Regions from separate parts of the Mus musculus genome. Here region 2 is linked to region 1. A link is a loop called in an ENCODE intact Hi-C map of the cell type or tissue named here. Cell type or tissue: heart. All regions are shown on one strand.

Region 1 (8,000 bases):
ACAAGCTAGGAAATGTCTCAGAGAAGCTCAAAGACTAAGACTACGATTTCCTCAAGGCTGTAACTTGGGTCTTCGGTGGCCTGGCTAGAGAGGCTCAGGAGAGAGTGAACTGAACCTAATTATACACTGACTCAGACTTGAACCTTGATCTCTCCCAAGCCCAGACCTCTTCCCTCCCCATCTACCCCTTGCAGGATTAGAGCCCAAACAGAGATCCTTTAGGGGAGAACCAGGCTGGACAAGTGGAATCCCCAAATACAGGTGTTAGAGGAACTGCCAGGGCTGTAGCTCTGCTCTTAGCAAGGTGACTTTTCACCCACAAAATTCACTATCTACCTACATAGGCTCCTAAAGAGCTTCAGGACACCTAGCTCCAATAGCTGCAAAGTTCTTGCTGGGTCCCCATTGGACCATGCCTCCACCTGCCTCTGCCACTCTGTTTCAACTTAAGCCTCAGCCCCTTCCAGCTTTGGCCATCATCTCCACAGTGAGGAGGGGCCTCACGGCCAATCCCTGAGGCCGGCGCCAAGGTTTATGAGCCAGTGCAGAAGTCTCTGAGAGCCATATGGGTGGAAAAAGTTACCCGGGTCTAAATCAGCCAGCCTTAGAATGATCTCATCCCCTTCCCAAGATAGTCTCACTCCCCTCCCCCACTGCTAGCCTGGCCAATGGGGTAAGCCACGAGGGAGCTGGTGGAGGAGAAAGCAGGAGGGACTGGAGGATTTCAACTTGGGGTCGCACTGAATATTCTGTTGATCTCCCATCGAGCTACTTATTTATAATATCTTCCATAAAGTTCAGCAGTCGTCATGGTTGCTTTTCACAGTCACATTTAAAGCCTGCTGAAACGGCTGTTTCAGGGTCTGTGTCTTGTGCTGGGTGAAGCCACGTCAACACTGTTCCTCTCTTACAAACACCAATGCCATGACCATTTTTGTTCAAATCCCTTGCCTGTCCCTCCCTCTATCCCTCCCTTCCTCCCTCCCTCTGAATAAATGTTCACAGGTGTTGGGTAGAAGAGCAAGCCTCACTGTGTGCCTAAGGGGTTCTGGACTCATCTCCAAGTCAGAGATGCCAGACCCAGGGACAAGATGAGGGGACTGAATCAGAGACCAGGCAATACCATGGGATCAGTAAAGAGAGGCAGACCCAGGTCTCCTGGCCCCTCTTGCTTGCTGGAGGCACACAGTCCCTGGCTTGCACATGCTCTCCTAGACTGAAAGGCCCAGCTGGCTGGGGATACAGAGAAAATCCATCCACAGGATCCCTGACCATTGCCTAGAGTTGTATCTCTATAGCTCCTGCTCCACATACAGACAGAGGTTCTCGCCTTGAGGCAGATCTCTCCTTTTCCTTCCAGTTCACACCTTGCTACCTTAAAGTTTTTACTTCTGTTGCTTCTGTGGACTCACACCTCACACCTTCCCGTGGATCATTTGGGCAGCTGGTAAGGCCCATTCCTATTAGAAGAATATGCATTCAGTACAGCTGCATGGATATGAGGAAGAAACTTGCAGAGCCAAGCACCAGGATTTGAAGCTCAGCTCTACCTTACTGCATCTGTGAGCTTGGCCACTGCATTCATCTATCCAGCTTCAGTTTTTCTGAGTATAAAATGGGATAGCAACATTCCTTCCAGGGGTTGTGTGAGGGTTAAATAAGATACCACATAGTTTGGGGGTTGTTCTGTGTTGGTTTTGAGAGAGGGTCTCAGGATAGCTTATGCTGGCCTCAAACTCAATATATAGCTTAGGATGGCTTTGAACTCCTGATCCTCCTGCTTCTGTCTCCCAAGTGTTGGCATTATAGATCTGTGCCGTGATTGCTTTTTGTTTTTGTTTATTTGTTTGTTTGCTTGCTTGCTTTTGAGAGTTTCAATACATATCCCAGGCTAGCCTGGAACTCACAAACCACAAACCTCTTGCTTCAACCTCCCAAGTACAAGCTGAGGTGGATGAGGATGGAGGCACACCTAGCTTAAAGAAGATTATATGTGTAAAGTGTTCCACACAGCATCTAATCAGAACATACAGAAATGTAGCCAGGTTTATTATTTTAAATGGTCATAAATTGAGCCCCTGTGATAGTCCTTCCCTGAATGAAAACAGATCAGAGCAGCTGAAGCAGTAGGAGATGTGAAGGGTGAGTGGAGTCAGATTGCGCTTAGCCCCACAGGTCAGGAAGGGACTGAGATGTTTTCCTCACTTAGAATCAGGAAAGAGTGGTAGATACCTCTGAGGGCTTTTTCATTGTTAATAAAAGGAATTTCCAGACGAGTGGGGCTGTGATGCTGCTCTAATCTCAGCTTTTGAGATAGATAGGAGAATCAGAAGTTGGAGGTCAACTTCAGCTACATAGCAAGCTTGAGGGCCAGCTTGGGCGACATAAGATTCTATTTCAAAGCAGCAACAACAACAAAGAAAACAGCATTAAAATAAAAGACCTGATGAATGTATCTCCACGGGAGAATGCTTTGTAGGCTTTGTAATCCCAGCAATCGGGAGGCAGAGGCAGGCAGATTTCTGAGTTCGAGGCCAGCCTGGTCTACAAAGTAAGTTCCAGGACAGCCAGGGCTACACAGAGAAACCCTGTCTCAAACAAAAACAAAAAAAACAAAAAAACAGCTACAGTGTACTTACATATTTAAAGAACAACAAAACACACAAAGTAAGTCCCTATGGTCCCTAAGAATCAAGAGAAGGGGAATTCCAGTAATGGAGCCAACCCCTAAGCCCAGCAACTGGGAGGGCTAAAGAAAGACGATGGAAAGTTTACAGCCATCCTGAGCTATATAGCAAAACCTGTCTCAAACAAAAAGAGGAAAAGGTTAATTAGACCCCAGCAATGGACAAGGGGATGGGAAAGAAGTTGAGATTATCATATAAATCACAATAAGAAGCAAAAGGCAGAAGACTCTAGTCTCTATCCCCAGAGTGGCCAGAAGAACAGCACAATTTTTGAGGAAATGTGATTTTATCTTATTGAGAAAGGTCAAAATCTTCCTCTTTTTTTCAATTCTTTCATCCTACCATTTTGCTTATCTACCTATCTACTTGTCTACCATCTATCTATTATCTATTTATCACCTATCTGCTATCAATCTCATCTATCTATCTACCTATCTATCTACCTATCTATAATAGGTAGACAGATGCTGGGGATTGTACCCATGGCCTCATAAGTGTTAGGCAAGTGCCCTACCACTCAGCTACATCCCCAGCCTCCCCCACAACAGTATACATCATGCCAGATGCCGGGCTGACCCCACGGTTACCCAGGGTAAAGCCAGACCAGAATCCTGATGCTGCAAAGAAAGTAGACAGACAGATGAGATGGGAGACACTTGGAGAGATGAAATAGGACCATTCAGAGCTAAAAATAGAAGGGGTTGCTTGGGAGAGAGGCCTAGAAAGTCAGGGAGTCTTCCAGATAAGCTGTAAATCTAGCAGGATCAGGCTGAGAGATCTGGGTAAGCCAAGAGAAGGTAGAGAGTGCCAGGTGTCTCAGTCAGGGAGAACAGAAGCCCACAGCCTTTATAACATTCTAACAACACTCCTCATGACTGTGGCAGAGAGGGAGGCCCGACTACGAAAGAGGATTCTGAGCTCTCAACCAAAGGCTCATGAAGGGGACAGAGGAGCAACAGGTCAGATTTGACCTGTATGGTAGTTGCATCTGACTGCAGGGGCAGCTTCCATTTGGGGCACAGAAGTGATTTGTACTATTCTTAAAGCTGGGACAAGAGGAGTGCAGAAATTGCAGAGAGGCCGGCAGTCTGTGGCACTGGCCATAAAGGGCAGAATAAAAAAGGAGTTTGTTAGATTTACTGCGGAGTTCACAGAGGAAAACAAGAACGCTGAAGACAACTCGCCGAAGTGGCAGCCACTTTACACGGCCTACCACCTCCTGCTCTGGCAAGCCTGGACGGCCTCGGCACAAGACAGAGCCTTTACCTTAGTCCCCACTTAACCTCAGCCCCAAAGGTGCCCAGAGTCCCGTGAGTCTTCCTGAAGGTATACCAGGCTGCACTCCAGGGAAACTCCGCTCTAATTGGAGTTTCAGGACTCAGAATCTCATCAGCTCAGGACAACCTTCCTCAATCCAGCTTCTGCAGGCACCAGCGCAGCTGAATGGCGACATCTAGAGGCAGTGTCTGTGTCTGCTATCGCCTCATAACCAAAGCTGATGGCTCCCTACCCCAGGACCCTTCCTATCCCAGTACCCGCATCAATTAGTGATCCAGCCACCAGGTGGGGCTCAAGACACCCCATTCTCCCATTCTTCCATGCTCCAGCCCTATTTGGGGGCAGCAAAATCCTAAGTAAACTTTGCATCCTCTTCTCTGGGTGAGGGTGGCGGCCCCACCACCTCGCCCACCCGCCACGTTGCTTTGTTTCAGAAAGCCCTCTTCTCACGGGACCAAAGTCTGCTCCTGTCTCACCATCTAGACCCATGCGAGATTATAATTCAACCCTTGCCTCTTCTGCTGTGGAGCTTCTTGTAGCTAATTGGCTACTTCCGTCCATCCGTATCTGAGTTCTGATACCAGATCCTCACGGACAAACTACTCTCTTCTTTTTTGCTTCCCCACCACAGCTGGCTGTTTTCCTCCTATTCTCCAACCTCCTCTTTTTGCGGATCCTTCTCTTTTCCTGGGTGTCTATTCAGCCATCTTTCCTAACTCATTTCACAACCAGTTTTCACATCCCTGGGGTGGAACAGGAGTGAGTGTATGGGAGGGGCAGGAGGTACTTATCGGGCATCTGAGCATGACCTTGAACTCTTAATCCTTGAGTCTCCACAACACCATGCCCAGATTATCCTGCACAATCCTTTTCTGTCCTGACAGGTCACTTGCCCAGATGTTCACATTTAGGAAGCCTGTCTCCACATCCCTAGGACTATCCCACTGTCACTGCCTCAGAAGCCTGGTCTCCAGAGTCGACTGGTGTAGTCCCCCCTCCCTCAGCCTGAAACCTGCTTGCTCAGGGGTGGAGCTTCCCGCTCAATCGTTCTGCCACGCCCACTGCTGGAATCTGCCGCTTTGCTGTTCGGAGCCGTGCACGAGGTCACCCAGCTATTGGATTCCAAGATTAATTGGCGGGAATCGGGCCCCTTCCCCTGCTTCATAACTGCGTGCGGAACAGTAAAATTGAGCTTTGATCAGAATGTCTGTCTTAGCTGCATTTCTTTCTCTCGCCGCCTAGCCCCTCTTCTCTTCCAGGTTTCCAAAATGCCTTTCCAGGCTAGAACCCAGGTTGTGATCTACTGGCCAGACACAACAGACTGGAGCAGATTCCAGGCTTTAATTTTTGTTCTCCTGTCCCTGGATGTCCCTTCCCTGCCCCGTGATGAGTTTCTTAGCCCTTAGCTAGCCTAAATGACCAGCTCCGGGACACCCAAGGCTTGTGCACTGTGGACAGAACCACAGCCCTAGGAAAACATCCTGTTTCTCTACCGCAGGGAGCTGGGGGTAGATGAGGGCTTTATAAAGTCTGGGAAAGGCAGGCAGAGTTGTGGGCAAAGATACAGCGGGCTCCAGGGGGCTCCTCCACAGACTGCTTTCCTGGATCCCAACCCGCTTATTCCCCTGGCAGTGAAAGTCAGGAGAGGAATCCTGACATCCTTGCTATGCTCCGATGCCCCGTCCAAGCCATTGCTCAGACTAAGTTATGTATGCAGAGAGCAGAAAAGGTCAGAGGCCAATGGGACCAAGACACTCCAATAAACAGTCAATAGAAATTCACCAGTCCCAGATGGAGCCAGTGACTTGGGAATCTGACCACGGACAATTCAGAGGGCCACCAAGGTTAGGGACTACTTAGGGGTATTTAGTAACATCAAGTAATAGAATAAAAATTCTAGATATGAAAGGCTAAATCTATTCAGTTAATTTTTCCAACTGGGTGGTGGTGGTCCTAATGGTTTGGAGGATCTAGGGTTCAGACCTGTCAGCGAATCTCTGTTTCAAAGAGAAAACTGCGGGGTGGAGAGATTGAGGGGCCAGGTGTGATGGCTTTTAATCCCAACTTCTGGGATTTAAAGGCAAGTGGATCTCTATGAGTTTGGGGCTAGCCTGGTTTGCATAGCAAGTTTCAGGCCAGCCAGGGCTACATAGTAAGGTCCTGTCTCAAAAACAACAGCCAAGGGTTTTGTTTGTTTGTTTGTTTGTTATCTTTGTGGGTTTTTTTTTTCCTTTCTGGTCATTTTTATAGTTTTTTTTTAAATTTTTCTCTGTCTTCTAGTGTGTGTGTGCATGCATGTGCATGCAGGTACATTCATGCAGGTGTGCTCATACAGCTGCACCCATGCATGTGCACCCATGCAGATAATGTTTATATGGGTGTGGATGCAGGCACCTGTGTGAAGGCCAGATGTCATTCCTCAGAAGTAACACACCTTGTTTTTTAAGACAAGTTGTCTCTTGGTTGACCTAGGGCTTGCCAATTCAACTCATTAGGCTAGGTGGCCATTGAGCCCCAAGGACTTTTTTTTTTTAATTTATTTATTATTATATGTAAGTACACTGTAGCTGTCTTCAGACACCCCAGAAGAGCGCATCAGATCTCATTATGGATGGCTGTGAGCCACCATGTGGTTGCTGGGATTTGAACTCAGAACCTTCGGAAGAGCAGTCAGTGCTCTTAACCACTGAGCCAAGGACTTGCCAGTCTGTCTCCAACACTGGGATTAGATGTGCTTGCTGGCATGTTTGCTTGTGCAGGATCTAACCCAGGTCTTCATGCCTGGGCAGACTGAGCTTTCTTCAGCCTCTGTCCTAGTTTTATGTTCTAAAAAAAAAAAAAAAAGGGGGGCTGGTGAGATGGCTCAGTGGGTAAGAGCACCCGACTGCTCTTCCGAAGGTCCAGAGTTCAAATCCCAGCAACCACATGATGGCTCACAACCATCTGTAACAAGATCTGACGCCCTCTTCTGGAGTGTCTGAAGACAGCTACAGTGTACTTACATATAATAAATAAATAAATCTTTAAAAAAAAAAAAAATAGGACATTGGAGTGTGTAAATTGAGGCAATGTAGGCTGATTCCTAATACCCAAAACAATATCAAGAGTTAGCAGAACTTTTTATTATTAGCAATAATGAAGGGGGGGGAAGCCTAAGACTTCTGTGTATGCACTAAAAAAAATTAGTTTTATTTTATGTACGAGTGTTTTGCCTGGGTGCATATATGTACACGGTGTGTACACAGTGCCCACGGTCAGAAGAGGGCCTACGATCCCCCTTGAACTGTACGTTTTGGATGATTGTGAATCTCCATGTGGGTGATAGGAATTGAACCTGACTTCAGATTCCCGATGCTGCCAGGCACGGTGGTACACTTGTGCTATTAATTGCAAAGCCATCTCTCCAGCCACTCCACCTACAGTTTTTAATAAGGACCCACTGAACAATATGATTTTGGGTGTATTGAGGCATGGTGCCATCTTGGAGTGGGGGGTCTTGCGTTCCCTGGAGACAGCAGCCTAGACTTTCCCCTGGGACTGGCTTTATGCTGCTGTCAACACAAAAACTGTTTTTACAAGTAGATTCTCAGTAAGGATGAAATCCCGGAGGGCCAAGGCCTGGAGTGCACGGTGGGCCTCAGTCTGTTTTCTTCTCAGTTCTCCGCTCACACAGCTAGCATAAAAGAATGCTCCTGAGGCTGGAAAGATGGCTCAGTGTTATGTGCGCCTAAAGAGGACCTGAGTTTGGTTCCTAATACATACTGGGCAGCTCACAACACTACCTGTAACTCCAACTCCAAGAGAGCCAACGCCCTCATCTTCCCTCCCTGGCCATCTGCAGTCACGTGACATACCCACATAGAGACACATGCTCACACTTAGTTAAAAATAAAATATTAAATAAAAATAAACAAGAACTCAATGTGTGTTAGCAGCAACTATAAGTTTTATGCACCAAGCTCATCTTTGGAGAAGACTCTTAAATAGCCCAAACTCTTCCTTGGTCAGATAAAAATGCTGAACCCAAAAGTTGGC
Region 2 (8,000 bases), 190 kb before region 1:
TGTCTCGTTTGTAACCGGGTATTAAACTATCACTCATTCTCAGGACTTTGATTGGTTGTGAAGTTTTAAATTTTAATATCACCTTGTAAAGTTCCATAGACAGTCCCCTGTTCACTTGAAATGCCATTTGTAGATTCAGAGCTTAAATCCAAATTGAACTGCCATCTCTGTGGTAATAATTTCACACCTGGGAATACGGCATATTTCCCGACTCATTTAAGTTTTCCTTTGATATCCATTAGCCGGATTTCATAATCTTGCCATGAGGCTGAACATGTCTTTCAGCAGGTTTATTCTCAGACACACGGTAGACCCTGAATGGTGTTAAGGTCACACTTTCTCACTGTTCCCTGCTAGCATGCAGGAGCACTGCTGCTCTGGCCCTGGAAACCTTAACCACTCATTGGGATAATTGTGGCTGCAGAGGCCTCTGTGTTTTCTCTGAAGAGACTCGGGTTACATGGGAGCAATCCCTGTTTCTCTGCCCAATCTGTACACACCTGAATTTCCTTGGCCTATTGTACTCAGATTTCAGTGCAGTAGGAGACAGAATCAACGGGATTTCTAAACAAAGGCCTCAGCAAGAAATAGGATGTTCGTTGATTTGTTTAGATACCTATTATTAAGGTCAAATGTGTCCTTTAGGACCAGTTAAGAGTTTTCCAAAAGAATATTATTACTCATTACCAAATACAGTTTTTGCAGCTTACATTTCCTCTGTCAATACAGTATAGCAAATATGCTGATGGAAATTAAAGAGAAAGCACGTTTTCCTCCCTTGGCATTCTGCTGTGCTGTCTTTCCATGTTGTTTCTTCCATATTGCTTAACTCGCTGTGCCAATATCTTATCAAGAATGGTTCTTTGGGGGCTGGTGAGATGGCTCAGTGGTTAAGAGTGCGGACTGCTCTTCCAAAGGTCCTGAGTTCAAATCCCAGCAACCACATGGTGGCTCACAACCATCCATAACGAAATCTGATGCTCTCTTCTGGAGTGTCTGAAGACAGCTATAGTGTACTTACATATAACTCCTGCTTCCTGGCACTGGCATTCACCTATTCTGGGGCATAGAGCCTTTATAGGACCAAGGGCCTCTCTTCCCATTGATGGCCGACTAGGCCATCCTCTGCTACATATGCAAATAGAGACATGAGTCCCACTATGTGTTTTCTTTGATTGGTGGTTTAGTCCCAGGGAGTTCTGGGGTTACTGGTTAGTTCATATTGTTGTTCCTCCTATAGGGCTGCAGACCCCTTCAGCTCCTTGAGTACTTTCTCTAGCTCCTTCATTGGGGTTCTGTGTTCCATCCAATAGATGACTGTGAGCTTCCACTTCTGTATTTGCCAGGAACTGGCAGAGGCTCACAGGAGACAGCTATATCAGGGTCCTGTCAGCAAAATTTGGATGTCATCTGCAATAGTGTCTGGGTTTGATGGTTGTTTATGGGATGGATTCCAGGGTGGGGCAGTCTCTGGATGGTCCTTCCTTCAGTCTCAGCTCTATACTTTGTAACTCCTTCCATGGGAATTTTGTTCCCTCTTCTAAGAAGACCGAAGTATCCACACTTTGGTCTTCCTTCTTCTTGAATTTCATGTGTTTTGCAAATTGTATCTTGGGTATTCTGAGTTTCTGGGCTAATATCCACTTATCAGTGAGTCCATATCATGTGTGTTCTTTTGTGATTGGGTTACTTCACTCAGGATGATATCCTCCAGATCCATCCACATAATAAGCATACACAAATACACATACATAGACACCCACATGCATAGATATACACACTCACACACACTGCCTCCGGCTCAAAAAGCTAACAGATACCCAGACATATTTCTAATAAAACTTATACTACTTTACATCTCGGGACTGACAATAGATTGTTTTAAATATCAATCATAGATGACATTTGATTTCCAAACACAATAGATAGAGTTGTTTTCCATTGTTCACAACCTTGGTGACTGATACGGAGACCTCTAAGTGCTATGATCTGAAAGTTGGTGTATCACATGCCTATGGTGAAACCTCTTCTCCAATGGGACGTTAGTATGAATTTCTTCTTTAAGAATTGTTTCAGGAGATCTGGAAAGTCACTACAGAGAACTGTATCTAGGGTCTTCATGCTCTAGATAAGTGCTCTACCACTGAGCTGTATTCCAAGAACCTTGGGGTTTTATTTATCCTTTGATAGTTTCGCACATGAACACAATGTGTCCAGATCTTGAACACCATTATTTATCCTGTCTGCCCAGTCGAAGACACAAAGTTCAACTTTGCATCTTTAGCAAAGAGAGCTAGCCCTCATCACATAGCACATATGCTGGTATCTCAACCTTGAGCTTCGTGATTTCCACAACTATAAACACATTTGTATTGTTTATAAGCCACACATGTAATGATTCATTCATATATATATATATATATATATACACATACATACATACATACATACATACATATAATCAGTCCGCTAGCTCTTGAGCTCACGAAACCCTCCTGCTTCTGTCTTCCAAGGTGCTGAACCATGGATATCCATCTCATGACTGAACTAGCTGACAGCTTATGCTCTTTTTCTTATGGCAGCTTGAGCTGATGGAGGCAGCAGGCCTGCAGCTTATCAAATGTGTTATAAATCATCGGTAGACATGAAAAAGCTTGGTTGTTGGTAAGAAATGGATGTGGAGATTGGACACTCAATGAGCTCCAATGTAGGCAGTTACCCCAGAGCTTCTGAAGAGGACACAGAGAATTGGATGTATGGTCTCTCATGTGCCAGGTAAGTCCTCCACCCCTGAGCTTTGTGCCCAGATCCTTGGCGGTTTCCCCTTTGGTAATTTCATAAACTAACACAGTGCACCCTACTCCCCTCACTCTCAAGACCCCCAACCACACCACCACATTTTCCTACCAACTCCATTTCTCCTTCTGTCCTCCTCCTCCTCCTCCTCCTCCTCCTCCTCCTCCTCCTCCTCCTCCTCCTCCTCTTCTTCTTCTTCTTCTTCTTCTTCTTCTTCTTCTCTCCCTTTCCTCCCCTCCTCCACACTCTTCTCCCTCCTCCTCCCCCTGCTCCTCCCCCTGCTCCATCCCCATCCTCCTCTCCCTTCCTCTTCTTTTTCTTCTTCCTTCTTTCTCCTCCTCCCCCATCTTAGTAACACTCTAAGTCTAGTTAGATGTTTATGATTTTTTTTTTCGGTACTGTTTTGTTTTTGCTTTTGTTTTTGTCAAGACAGGGTTTCTCTGTGTAGCCCTGGCTGTCTTGGAACTCCCTCTGCAGACCAGGCTGGCCTGCAACTCAGAGATCTGTTGAGAGCTTTTGGTGCTGCTTCTAGGAATTTGGCATTTGTCACTGGGGTTAGACAAGGAAGTAGACTCAGATAAGAATGTCAGAAACAGGGACCATGGGGCTTTGTTTACTTCTTAGCTGCATTACTTCCTTGTGTGATCCCCTCCCTTACTACTTTCCTTAATCATTGCCTGTGTGATCCTTTTGCTTACGCCTCTGCTTGATTGCTTTCTTGTATAATCTCCTTGTTTCCCACTTTGCTTTACTTTGTCTTTGATCTAAGAACTGACCATGGCTTTTGGCTATACCTAGAATGATATAAAAGCAGGCTGGAGAGACATGAAGCTGTTTCAGCTTCAGTACGGGCTGCAGTCAGGTTATAATTTTGTCTAACTTTCCCTTTTTCAACCCTCACTCCCTTGCTTGAGACCCTGTTGACTGAGCTGGTTTGGTTAGAGATCCACCTGGGTGCTGGATTAAAGGCAGAACCATTGCCACCTATAGGCCATTTTTGGAACTTTTTATGTGGGGATAGACCACAAGTAATTTTTCCAGTTTTGCCTGGAGTTTTGCTGTATAGTTCAGGCTGACCTTAACTTGTGATCCCTGGCTACAGTAGCTCTCTGAGTAGCTGGGATTATAAGCCTACATCATCTGAGCTGGTTTTTCTTTCTTTTTTTTTTTTATTTTTTATGGTGCCTAGGGCTTTGTACATGCAGGGCAAGCTGTCTACTACTGCTATATCCCTGGTCTTACAACTTCTTTAAATGTTTAACAGGTGTCTCATGACATAGGAATTCTGCTCTAGATTGGAAATTCAAAAATGTAATACATGAGATCACATAAAATAATGTGTGAGGATATCCATACAACTTATTAAAACTCAAACATAGGATGGGTGTCCCTATAACCCTGTAATCCACACTGCTAAGGCAGTGAGATCATGTGTTCAGGGCACTCCTGGGCTACATAGAAACCATGTCTCCAAAAACAGAGGTAATAAACAAGGGCAACAATTGTGCATAGTCTGGTGAGTGGATAGAATGTGTTGTGTGCACACATGGATGTCATTCAACAATAAAAGGAAACAAACACATTATGTGAAGTGACCTAACCAGTCACAAAACATTTTATTTATTTTGGATTAGAGACAAGTCCCAGTATAGTAAGATAAAGCAATGTCATGTTTTCTTTGAAATGGGATTAAAGGCAGTGGATGGCAGAAAAGGACCCAAGGGAAGGCTGATGGGAAGCAAGGGGGGAATGTTGTAAATCTGATCTGATGACAGTTGCACGCCTTGAGAATTTTCCCAGACTTACTAAAACAGACACCTAAAAGAGATTAATTTAATTTCATTTAAACAGCCCACAGTGGTCTGAGGGTGTAGTTCATGGGTGGAACCATTGCCCAACATGCACAAGTCCTAAGATCAATCCATAGTGCCATAAAAACAATCCACGCTCAAACTATCAAAAATGAGATAATTATTAACAGTCTCAAATCTAACTGACACCCAGCTTAGTGTGTCTATCCAGAGATGATGAGCAGAGGCATGCTGGCAGTGGGAACTTAAATCAATGCTGTACATATAGAATGGAAGCATCCTACATGGTCAGTCTCACTGACAGGAAGATCTTCCCTGCCCCCAGTTCAAGTCAGCAGGGACTTAATATTATCCTTGTAACTGCCTTGTTTACACATCCTACCAGGAGAGGGCACAAGCAGTAATCCTTGAGTCTGGTTTCCCTGAGAACATCTTGACCCCAAATTTTACAATTTATAAGACTGTACGTTTGTTACTATTTGTAAGTTACTGAAGTTACAATTTTCTTTTTGTTTGTGTGTTTCAGAGATGTGGGACTTGTTAGCTTGCCCGGAGACTTATGTAATCCTTCTATTTCAGCCTCCACCCATCTGAGGCCACAGATACTATGTGTCTTAGTCAGGGTTTCTATTCCTGCACAAACATCATGACCAAGAAGCAAGTTGGGGAGGAAAGGGTTTATTCGGCTTACACTTCCATACTGCAGTTCATCACCAAGGAAGTCAGGACTGGAACTCAAGCAGGTCAGGAAGCAGGAGCTGATGCAGAGGCCATGGAGGGATGTTCTTTACTGGCTTGCCTCACCTGGCTTGCTCAGCCTGCTTTCTTATAGAACCCAAGACTACCAGCCCAGAGATGGTCCCACCCACAAGGGGCCTTTCCCCCTTGATCACTAATTGAGAAAATGCCTTACAGTTGGATCTCATGGAGGCATTTCCTCAACTGAAGCTCCTTTCTCTGTGATTACTACAGCTGTGTCAAGTTGACACAAAACTAGCCAGTACACTATGAGTCCAATTTGTAGTTTATGATCTTTTAGAAACAGCATTCTTAAGGCAAAGGGACTTAGAGAAAGCAGATTTTCTAATGGTAATCATAAATATGCTGAGAGAGGATACAGGATTTGATACCACCTATTTCCTGCAGTCAACAGTCCCTGAAGCACCCATTTCATTTCAAGAAGGTCTGGGACTTGTCGAAGAGGAGAGTGAGGATGGGGAGAAGATAATGAAAGGAAAGAAGGAAGGAAGAAAGGAAAAAAAAGGAAGGAAGGAAGGAATGAAGAGCCTAGTCTCAGTGAAGGGTTAAAAAAGATGGGGGTACATTGGGGCTCATATCTACACTATTATAATAGCTATTATTGACTCTAATGAAAGTTTGCTCAGAATTATAAGAAATAACACAGACTGTTCTTCATACATGTCTGAAAGGGCAAATGCTGATATTAGAAAGGCTTACATAAGTGTTGGAACAAATAAAAATAAATAAATGGACTTTGTAACCTCAGAATTACACCATCTGCTTTTAATCTCACACACCTTTCCTGACACAGGACGATACGGCTCTGCATGCTTGTCCTGAGAACCCTTGAGCTCCTGGATCTTCTGGGGGCAGAGTCTTGGTCCAGAACTGCAGCCTTCTGGCCTTCAGTGCTCGACCCACAGCATGCTGGGTGTTCAGATGCAGATACTGCTCATCATGGTCCATCACAGGCCAGTAGGGTAGACTCTCACTGTTGGGGTTCCTGTGGATATGCCACCCAGCAGGGAAGAGTGAAGGTCTCTCTGACACAAAGCCTGACCCTCTAATTTGGTTAGGGCCATAGATGAGATGACCAAGGGACTGAGGGATCAGATAACCTAATGTACTAATATACATACAAGTGTCACTACCAGTGTCTACTCCATGTGAAGCAAGGAATTTGGTTAATTTTGTGTCTCCCTCTCAAATGCAAAATCTAAAGAATGCTACCACAAAAGTGTGACTCACCCACCACAAAAGTGTGACTCACCCACTCCGTTTCTGTGGGATAACTGTAACTGAAAGCTAGAAGTTATCTGCCTGTGTGTGCCCTGAGTTGAAGACTATCATGTAATTAAGGACACATGCATGCTAATGGAACACACCAACATTGGGTCCCTAGATGGAAACTTGACCATAAAGAGGTTAAGAGAGGGATGAAATCTCACCCATGTCTGGCAAAGTTGGCTCAGTACTTTATCACCCTTTTGTTCAGCAGCTCCTCCTTCTCAGTGAGATGAACAACAGACGGAAGGAGGACAAGAGTATGATACCTAGCCACTTCATGCATGTTCCAACTCAGGCCCTACTCTAGCAACTGTAGTCCAATGCTAAACCATAGACCTAGTTTATACCCTCTTCCCTCACCACTCAGAATCCAGTATGCATCCAAGTCTCTACTTCAATCTAATGGGTTATCCCCTTCCCCAAGGAGCTAACATTCCTTGTAGAAAAATATCTACGTAACCCATGTTGCCTTGGCATCCTGGTCTCTAGTGCTTGGAAGTAGCAGGAAGAAGAGCTACAGGGCTGCCCATGATCTACTCAGCCACATTACCCAGCCAGTCCCAGGCTTACCTGAAAAAGCTAAGGATCCCCAAGCGATACTGGATGGCGACAATTACTATTTCCTCAGTGGCTGCCAGTGTGGATCCGTCATTCATGGAAGCAGATCCTACAACCAGTCCACCACCATGGATCCATACCTTCACCTGGAGACAACAACTCAGATGCCAGGAGGCCCACACACAGCCCAAGCTCATCTAGTTGCCCACTCCATTATCAACTGCTTTGCTCTGTGCAGGTTGACCTACAAACAGATCTCCTCAGGATCTCAGGATGCGAGCCACAGATGGGGTGCTTTAGGCCTGCGAGCATATTTCCATTCCAGCTTCCCCAAAAGGAAATCTCAGCATGGATTAATGACTCTCAATCTAAATTAAAGCCATGGGTACCCTCAGACCTGTCAAAGTAGGACAAAAAAAGGAGTGTCTTCCTGGCTTTCCTTATTGCTGATCAGAATGGCCATCAGATCCTACTGGCAGAACAAATAACTTTCAGCTAGAAATTCATGTGATGTCAGTATTTTAGCCCTCGTGCACAACTTCGAGTGGGTCTTGGTTTAATCGAAGACCTAGATCCTCTTAGCTCTTAGATTACCAGGATTCTGAGTCACATGCACAGGGGTTTAGTCAGCTCACCATTGAACCTTCTTGAACCTAAGAAGTTGAGACTGGTAATCAGGGTCTAAACTATAGTGGAGCTCAGAATTAAAGAAATGACCTCTTCCCCCAAAACCCATAGCCTAACATTCAGACAAGTCCTGTCCTGAGAACTCTGTAGTCCCTGGGTCTTCTCATGCGCATGATCTGA

What was found. Hi-C counts contacts between places; a loop is a spot of excess contacts. Peaks named below come from ENCODE experiments on the same cell type or tissue, not always from the same donor. Only the 100,000 strongest peaks of a DNase experiment are listed, where the experiment ranks them.
Region 2: a loop joins it to region 1, with 12 times the contacts of the local background. A loop is called at or near these places in 2 of 42 quality-filtered maps.

Annotation. Positions count from the first base shown.
Region 1 is chr8:104,599,078-104,607,077 of GRCm38, reverse strand. It overlaps a transcript of Cdh16 not described here. Among named protein-coding and RNA genes, the nearest start is that of Pdp2, 12 kb to the right of the region's middle. In heart, CTCF peaks have their summits at 4,002 and 4,203 (motif pointing right); DNase peaks (open chromatin) are centred at 527 and 4,167; H3K4me3 peaks cover 1,712 bases; H3K27ac peaks cover 5,595 bases.
Region 2 is chr8:104,785,861-104,793,860 of GRCm38, reverse strand. It overlaps the pseudogene Gm6831. Among named protein-coding and RNA genes, the nearest start is that of 4932416K20Rik, 4.9 kb to the left of the region's middle. In heart, a CTCF peak has its summit at 3,790 (motif pointing left); no DNase peak of the experiment used is centred here.